Regions from separate parts of the Homo sapiens genome. Here region 1 is linked to region 2. Evidence: chromatin contacts called from ENCODE Hi-C or POLR2A ChIA-PET data. All regions are on one chromosome and are shown on one strand. Each heading gives the region's core, a stretch centred on a gene start or an enhancer-like site at or near the end of the contact. The rest is flanking DNA. Distances are from core to core; before and after follow the strand shown. Region 1 has its middle 55 kb from the start of FAM98B. Region 2 holds the start of LINC01852 (long intergenic non-protein coding RNA 1852).

Region 1 (4,070 bases), core at 289-2,788, 330 kb after region 2:
TTTTCTATAATCAGAATGAAACAGAAGAAGCTTTATACTAATGTGTAAGAGACTTGCTGTCTTGCCTCTCTATGAGTTTGCATTTTAAAGGGCGAAAACATACATTTACTTAACCTAAAGAAATGAATCCTGAGTGATGAGATGCCAAGCTCCAGTGCTGGAGCCTTTTTTTTTTTAAGCCAGAATTTTCCCTGAAAAAGATCACGAATGCCATATCATTTTTACCATGAAAACACAGAGTCTAGCCTGCATGTGTGTCACTCTTTGGGCTGGGAACCTCTGTGCTCTCGGCTGTCCTTTCTCAAAAGCTTCTTGGTTTCTTCTGTGTCTCAAGAGCCAGTGTCAAATGGCTAAATGAGGAAAAAGATTGTTGATAGGACCATGGCATCTTAACATCCAGGTTTAGGTTATAGTTACTTGAGAATTTAGACTTTGCTCTCTCAATCAAACAACACTTTTAAAATAGCTTGTTGATTAGGATTAGCTTTGGCTGTAAGCAACAAAGAAACCTAAAATAACAATGGCTTAAGCAGGATGGATGTTTATTCCTCTCATGTTCCTGAGAAGTCGAGTTTGTCAGTCCAGGACAATCTGGGCACTGCAGAGGGTCAGAGACCTAGGCTACTTCCACTGTGTGGCTTCACCATGCTGATTCCCTTCTCAAGGACCCCTTGGCCCAGACTGATGGCTAGAACATCACTCATTGTTATCTGAATTCCAACTAACAGAAAGGAAGAATGGAAAAACAAAGAGCATGCCTGTGCCTTTCAGGGAAGCGCTCATAAGTTGCACGTGCCGCTTTCTCTCTGCATTAGCAGAATTAGCCATATGACCACACCTAGCTGCAAAGGTGATACGAAATATCTTTATTCTGAGCAACCACAGGGTCCGTTAGAAATCATGCATTTTATTACCATGGAAAGAGAAAAAAGTGGATGTCAGTGGAAAACAATTAATATCAGCTGCAAATAAACATTATAATAGCAAACAAGAAGCAATGTGGTATTGAGTGTCCCTTCCCCCAAATTAAAAACAGGGCACTCTTAGACAATTTACTCACTAACTGTAAACTGTTATTAATTATTTTTGGATGGGGCTGACCTTACTTCCTAACATGACATCAAACCCATGTTCTCCCCTCCTCCTACAAAAAAAAGTTGAATCCCTTCTGGTGCCTTTTTTTGATGTAATTTGGAAGCCCACACTGGGTAAAAACCAAATTATTGTGGCCAGTTGTCTCTATTTCAGTGACTTCCCTTTTTAGGGGAAAAAAACTTCTAAAATAGTTTCATGTGTATTATATTTTTAAATTTGGAGTAAATGAGTGCTCACTGAATCCATTTAGTGCTTGGGTTTATCTGCTTGGGTTTTCGAATTGGTCATGTGGGAGAGGAATTCCTTGAAATCTTTTATTTATTTTGTACTTTATATAAAGCACACCATGTTCCCAGGCTCCAATGTTTTAAAAGAAATCCTCACTTCCAAAACAACATATTGTCCAAAGTGGTTGCCCTAGCTCACTCCTCTGGGTAATGGCGGCTGACTCATTGTGTGCTGGCCAGACTTAACCTTCCACAGACAGCTTGGATTCTGTAGACACTAGGATAAGCTTCCTGTTTGGTCAGGCAGTGGCTAAGAATCAAATCAAGGTTGTGGTTTATCTCTCTGGATATGGTATTCAAGATGGAACTCTGTGGGAGAGCTGAGGTATTATCCTGGCTAGATGACAGAGAATGGCTCAGAGATCCTCTGATCAGTCAGCCCTTGAACTTCTCCAATGGCAAAAATCCAAATTCTAATATTTTCACCAAAAGCTTTCCCCTGATCAGCTGTCATGTCCCTTTGGTTTATACCTTGACTTTCCAGGCATGTAGTCAAAAGGTGAGAATAACGATTTACAGGCTTGGCCCCCCAGGATTTAATGTCATCAGAAACTTCCTCCCAGATTTCCTCTGAGCTGCTCCTTTCCTCTTCAATAGTCTCTAGATCCCTTCATATATTCTCACACATTTCCCCCCTAAATTCTCTCCACTTTTCACCTCTTTTTTGTTATCGTCGTTAAATTTGATTTTCCCCCACTTCTGATGCTATGAACAATGGCTCCTGTTCTGCCATTGTCCTAGAATAACCTAATGCACTGCATCTACATAGTATCTCTTCCTCATTCCTAAAAGAACTGTCTAAATTCTCACCTCATTCAAAATGTAATAAATGAAGGTTCAAAAGTCGTTGTCAAAGGGAATCAAGGGATTGATGATCATTCTTTGCCATAAATCTAGAGTAAAATCATATTTTAAAGGGAATGCACATAAAATAAAAATATACCCCACCCTCAAATTCTTTCATTCAGGGAAGGTTTTCCTCTCCTTTTTCCTCTCCTACTGCTTTGGAGGATTGCGTTACAGAAGTAAGGTAGGAGTATCAAATCGGCTGCTGAATTTTTCTCTTTTTTTTGGCCACCACTTTTTAAAGATTATAGCATTAGTTTGTATCCCTATATTTCTTATTCAAGTTTACTTATTTTCAGATTATTTTTCTTAGGGTTTGAGGGATAAAATTTAATATCTGGCTTCACTCTGCCACCCTATTCTGGAAGGCTTTTATTATTCCTCAGGTTTTTTAGAGGGGAGGAGATGAACTAGTTAACTGATTAATTCTAAAAGTCAGTTTCTCAAGAAGACCTTACCAGTTCTACACTAATATTAAGGCTAGGAAATAGTGATGATAACAATAATAATAAAGACATAATAAAAGACCATGAAACACATTAGTGTTCTTATACACTCAAAATATTTCCAGGGCTTAGGTCAAAACACGATTAAACATCCCAAGGTAGATATAGATAAATTGCAAAATAATAACCTCAAGTCTAGCACCTCTTCACCTACTTCGGCTCAGCCTATTCCTTTTCTTTTTAAAAAATTGTGATAAAACACACACAACATAAAATTCACCATCTTAGCCATTTTTAGGTGACAGTGTTCAGTGACATTGAGTACATTCATATAGTGCAACCGTAACTACCATTCATCTCTCCAGAACTAGTCTTTCTATCTTGCAAACTGAACCTAACCTCTGCACCCATTAAACAGTAACTCCCCATTTCCCGCCACCCCCACCCCGCCCCAGCAACCATCAGTCAGCTTTCTGTCTCTGTGAATTTGACAACTCTAGGTACTTCATATAAATGAAGTCATACAGTATTTGTCCTTTTGTGACTGGCTTATTTCACTTGGTATTATGCTTTCAAGGTTCATCCATGTTGTAGCATGTGTCAGAATTCCCTTCCTTTTAAGGTGAACAATATCCCATTATATGTATATACAGAGGTCTTCAAATAAAGCCAATTTGGTCAATGTCATTTTGTTATAACATTCATGAGGAAAAGAAATCAATTCCTGGCAGGAACCAATGTTTGCATATTCTCCTCATGTCTGCATGGGTTTCCTCCCCTATCCCAAAGATGTGCCCCTTAGGTGAACTGGCGTGTCTACATGGTCACACTGTGAGTGTGAGTGCATGCCTGACTGTGCCCTGTGATGGGATGGAGTTCTGTTCAAGGTGGGTTCCTGTGTTGCACCCTGAGTTGCTAAGATAGGTTCTGGCCACCTGTGACCATTAACTGGGATAATTGGGTAAGTAATTATCTTATTTTTATTAATCTTTCTTAAATGTATCTATAGTTCACATTTATTTCAATGTTTAATATTAGAAGTGCTTTGGTTTCTATTTAGAAGTTTGGTGATGCCTTGGTAACCAGAAATATGTTGTAGGAACTTAACTCTTCTTTATTTCAATCAGTCTGTGGTAAAATTAATTTCGTTATATGGCGCTTAGCTTAAAGACAGTTTCCAAGGACCTATTGACAATGTTAAGTGAGGACTTACTGTATCCTGACTGTTTGTTCATTCCTTCGTCAATGGACATCGGTTTGCATCCACCTTTTGGTTACTGTGAATATTGCTGTTACGAATATTTGGTGTACAGATATCTCTTTGATATCCTGCTCTCAGTTCTTTTGGATATATATTCAGATGTGAAGTTGCTGAATCAAACGGCAATTCTATTTT
Region 2 (4,396 bases), core at 433-2,932:
CCGCCCTGCTTCTCTGGGGTGTTTAAAGAATCAGTGATTGACTAGGCACACTCCTTATGAATATAAAACATGATTCATGTTTGCCAGTATTAACCATCCACTCAGTTGGAAAAAATGACTCCTCCACCTGAGTGCTGCACTCTTCTTTGGGGCATTTCAGGAAACACTTGTAGCATGTTTGTGCTCTCAAAAATGTTTTCCTACCCTTTCCTTCAAACTTCTCCTGAACTTACGCCTCGCCGAGGACCCCAAATACCTACCATGCTCTCCCTATTTCTTATTTAGATTTATAAGGAACAGAAAACAGCCAACAAGTTAGTATCAATCCCTACACTCCTGAATGTATTTGTTCATTCACTCAACATATTTGTTGAACCCTTATCAGGGCCAGGGACTGCTCTGGGCACAGGAGATACAGAATAAAAGACAGGTTTGGCTGGGTGCAGTGGCTCCCTCCTGTAATCGGAGCCCTTCAGGAGGCCACGGTGGGGCAGGAGGATAGCTTGAGGCCAGGAATTCTACCTTACTGTAGGCTGCGATTGCACGATTGCACGCTGCACTCTAGCCTGGGAGAGCAGACAGGACTTTGTCTTCGTGTTGTTATTGTTGTTGTTGTTGTTTAAAGGTTCATGTTCTCAAGGAGGCATACACTAGTGGAAAGAGACATTAGACAATTAGCCCTAGTAAAAAGTGACACAAAGTCAACCAAATAGAGGTCCCAATAGGATCTTTTTGTTTACCGGAGTTCCAGACCCACATATCTTCCACCTGTGCAGGTAGATAAAGTGTCCACCTCCAACTTAGAAAGAATTCCACAAGCACCCAGAACTTCATCACATTCGTTCTCCGGCTTTGTGATACTCATTTTAACACACACACAAAAATACTAAGTTCAGAGAGGCTATGTGGATTTTCTGAGGTCACACAGTTGTCTCAATGGAAAAAGCAGGGAAATGTTATAAAATAATACGAGTATCAAAATAGCTGTCCCATCGTCGTCCTTCAACACTTGCAGGTTACATCATTTTGCAGGTCTGGCTGTGACATCACTTCTGGATATGCGACACGGCCCACCCCACCACTGAGAAAATGGAAAATGCTGAGCAGTAACCTCAGAAACAACTTCCTCCTGCAAACGCAATTTCTTTTCCGCCTAAACCTTTACAGCAGGGAAGGTGGGTGTAAGGCGCACCAAAGAGCCTTTCAAAGTAGGAACCCCGGCCTGCAGGTCAGCCTGGATCGTGTCCAAATTGAGTTCCACCCCTGGTGAAAACCAATCTGTTTATGGGTACGCTTTTCTGATGTTACAGAACGTCTGCGAGAGAGGGAGCTCAAGTTCCCGCCTGGTCTCTAAGTAACCCGGCCCACAAAGGTGCATACACACGTCCGAGACAGAAAAAAGCTTGCCGGTCGTTCCCTCCTCCCAGGCCTGCAATGAAATGCGCTTTAATTGCATCAAAGGGTTCTTCTCAATGGGGTTTCAGAGGCGCGAGAGCGGCGTTCCCAGCGAGGGTTCCTTTCCGGCTGGCCAGCATTCCTCAGCCCCGCGCGGGGAAGGGGATGGGGCTCCTTCGGCAGGGCCTGAGGCTCATTTCCATTCCTCTCGCATACAGCCTCTGTTGTGCGGGCCGGGCCTGCAGAGGGTAGCCGCGGCTGCCTACGAACAAAGCCCCATTCATCCCCAGGGACGCTTCCTCCCCGCCGGCCCGCGGCCGCAGATGGGCTGGCCTGGGCACGCCATCCTGCAACCCGGGCGCGCGGCCCGGCCTGGCGCGCACAGGGCTCCGATTCAGGACGCCGGGGCTGGCCGGGGCGACCCGGGCTGCTTTTTCAGCAGGCCCCACAATGAGGATCGGCTGAAACTCGCTTTCATTTCTGGGCCGGGGACAGGCAGACACTGAGTCCTTTCAGCCGGGAAATCCTCAGTTTACTCACGGCTTGTTGAGAACGAAGATGTCAATTTCCACTGCCCTCTCCCGGCCTCCCCCACCCTTGCCCCCTCGGGATGGTACGGTCCGAAGTTTCCCGAGTTGTGAGAGGACTTTGTTTCTCCTCTGCGGCCTCTGAAATCCCGACGAAAGGGTCATTTCCTGACTTTTGTGTCTCTTCAATCCAGTGCCTTGAAAGTTCTTACCCTCTTGTTGTGACTGAGTGCATAATTGCAAGGCTGCTCCCTAACTTTTTTTCAGAGCTTTAACATTCCTCTAGGTTCAAGTTTGGGACCGTGGCTTCACAACAAAGACCAGTTTTTTCCTCCCCCTCCTCACTCCTGGGAAAAAGGAAAAAAGGAAAAGAAAGAAACCAAAACGCGTTTGTTCAGCAACCATGTTCACAGATTTCGAGCACACTTCTTCTGGCCCCACAGGTTAGACCAACAACAGGTTAATGCCACGGAGAGCTCTAACGCCAAATCAAAGGACTGCAGTCTCACTTTTTCTTAAGTCTCAGGCAGCTGGGGGAGTTGGGGCGGTGTGTGCTTAATTTCTAGTGCACAATCTAAAACAGAAACAGCCTCCAGATCTAGATTCCTAGGCTCTGGCTTAAACAGGGAATGGCAGAATCAAAGAACACCAGATATAGGAAGACTTATCAACCCTAATGCATTCATTTTACAGATAAGAAGCAGATAAGATCTAAGAGGGGAAGAGACTTGTCCGCCCTCCAAAAGAAGCTGGTTCATCCCAGTAAAAATTGCCTCAAACAAACTTAAAAATAATTTTCAAAAAGAAAGCCTCCAAGAAAAAAGTGTTGTTCAAAAATATGTTTTCTTTTCTCCCTTTGTGTCAGAAAAAGTTTTCTCTGAGTTGGTGGGAAAAGGGTGGGAACCCAGGTTTGAGCTGAGGATTAGAAAAAAACCTTCAAGTATCTTTCCAAAGAATGCTCTCTGTGTTTCTTTCACTTCCTGCATTTTGAACATTGCTACTCTCTCTCTTCAAAGTACAGTCATTCCCCCGTATCCGTTGGGATTGGTTCCAGGACACATCCCCACCCATAACCCAAACCCTGGGTGCTGAAGTCCCGTATATAAAATGCAACATATTTGCATATAACCTATGCACATCCACCCTTATACTTTACTTCGTCTCTAAATTAACTTACGATGCCTTAAACAATGCCTACACATCACTTGATTCTCCTGGATTCAATGTAGTACTTGGCGTGGGACAAATTCAAGGTTTGCTTTTTGGAACTTTGTGGAATTTATTTTCTGAATATTTTTTATCTGCGGTTGGTTGAGTCCATGGATGCAGAACTGACGGATACAGAGGGCCGACTGTATTGCATCCTTGGTGTGGCTAAAAAATACAACGAAATAAAAACTGGTTACTTGCTACTCCAAGACTTCTTTCGTCCTGCAGGAAAAAACCTTCACAATCTTAAAATGGAGATAGGATTACTTTGCATGGGTTATTTCTAAATGTACAAAATGAATCAGTATACACACAGATAGAGAGAGAGGAGTGCTTGTCATATACCAAGTACCATACTAAGCACTTTACACGCATTCCCTCATTGAATGCTCACAATAGCCTATGAGGAAGATGCTATTACTACCCCCATTTTACAGAAAACAGACCAAAGCTGAGAGGGGTTAATTTTAACTTTATCAAGGTCACACAGATGTTAAATGGCCAAGTCACACAATGTGACTCCTGGGCCTGATCTCTTTCACGCTAGGCTTCACTGATACTTGAGGCACAAACACGTGGGGACACACTGGACACAGAGGTCTAGACTTGGAAGCCAGGAAAGCTCCAGCCAAGACATAGGTTTTTGTGTTTCAGCAAGGGAGGGGCTACAATGGCATGCCTGAAGGCCACAGGAGGGAGAATCTGCCTCATCCTACCCCACTTGGAAAGAAAGAAGGCCATGTGAGGACCTGCTAATTTCACACCGAAACTCTCTTTTGAGAAAGCAAAAGAGTGTGAATTCAGTCACTCCCTATTCTGAGCGGTCTTGTGATTTTATCTTTTAAACAATGCTCTGTAAACAATCGTGTCAAACCTTGCTAGTTGTCACGGCAAAGGGGACAAGACAGTGCTTAATTATACTGCTAATAAAATGTGCAGCCTATAATTGACACACATCACTTTTCCCCCATAACTCATTAGTCAAAACTAATACACCACCTCAACTACGATAAGTCCAGGAAATGAATTCCAGCCCTGTGCCCAGAATAGGGGACAAGAAGGACTAAAAATGCATGGTAACCAGCCCTAGTGATGACCATGACGCTCAATAAACACTGCTCTTCTTCCGATGAATGGCGAATACCAGTCCTTTTTTATAACTTCCTATTTTATAGCTAGTCCATGAGACTTTAGAGCAGCTCTCATGTGGAAGGCTCTGTAATCTCAGGAGTCATGCGTGTCATGACAAGATTCAACAAGAGCTT

What was found. A loop is a pair of places that touch in the nucleus more often than their neighbours do. ChIA-PET counts read pairs that join two places held with the same protein, here RNA polymerase II (POLR2A). Pooled maps may share reads with other maps.
Region 1: a map of gastrocnemius medialis shows a loop between it and region 2 (2.6-fold over the local background). The contact joins the enhancer-like site here to the promoter of LINC01852 in region 2. A Hi-C loop is called at or near these places in 2 of 168 maps with a recorded cell type or tissue (ascending aorta and gastrocnemius medialis) and 10 of 50 pooled maps. POLR2A ChIA-PET finds 5 or more read pairs at or near these places in 1 of 52 experiments (PC-3).

What each region holds. Positions count from the first base shown.
Region 1 is chr15:38,396,778-38,400,847 of GRCh38, forward strand. No RefSeq gene overlaps it. Among named protein-coding and RNA genes, the nearest start is that of FAM98B, 55 kb to the right of the region's middle. Within about 2 kb of position 1,539, at least 7 of the 41 ENCODE cell types and tissues checked have a DNase peak (open chromatin) inside an H3K27ac peak, as active enhancers do; they include ascending aorta, where a contact is called at or near this core.
Region 2 is chr15:38,071,308-38,075,703 of GRCh38, forward strand. LINC01852 (long intergenic non-protein coding RNA 1852) reads right to left here and starts at 1,683. Exons shown (of 3, transcript NR_147201.1): 1 at 741-1,683; 2 at 523-650. RefSeq lists an enhancer at 1,161-2,026.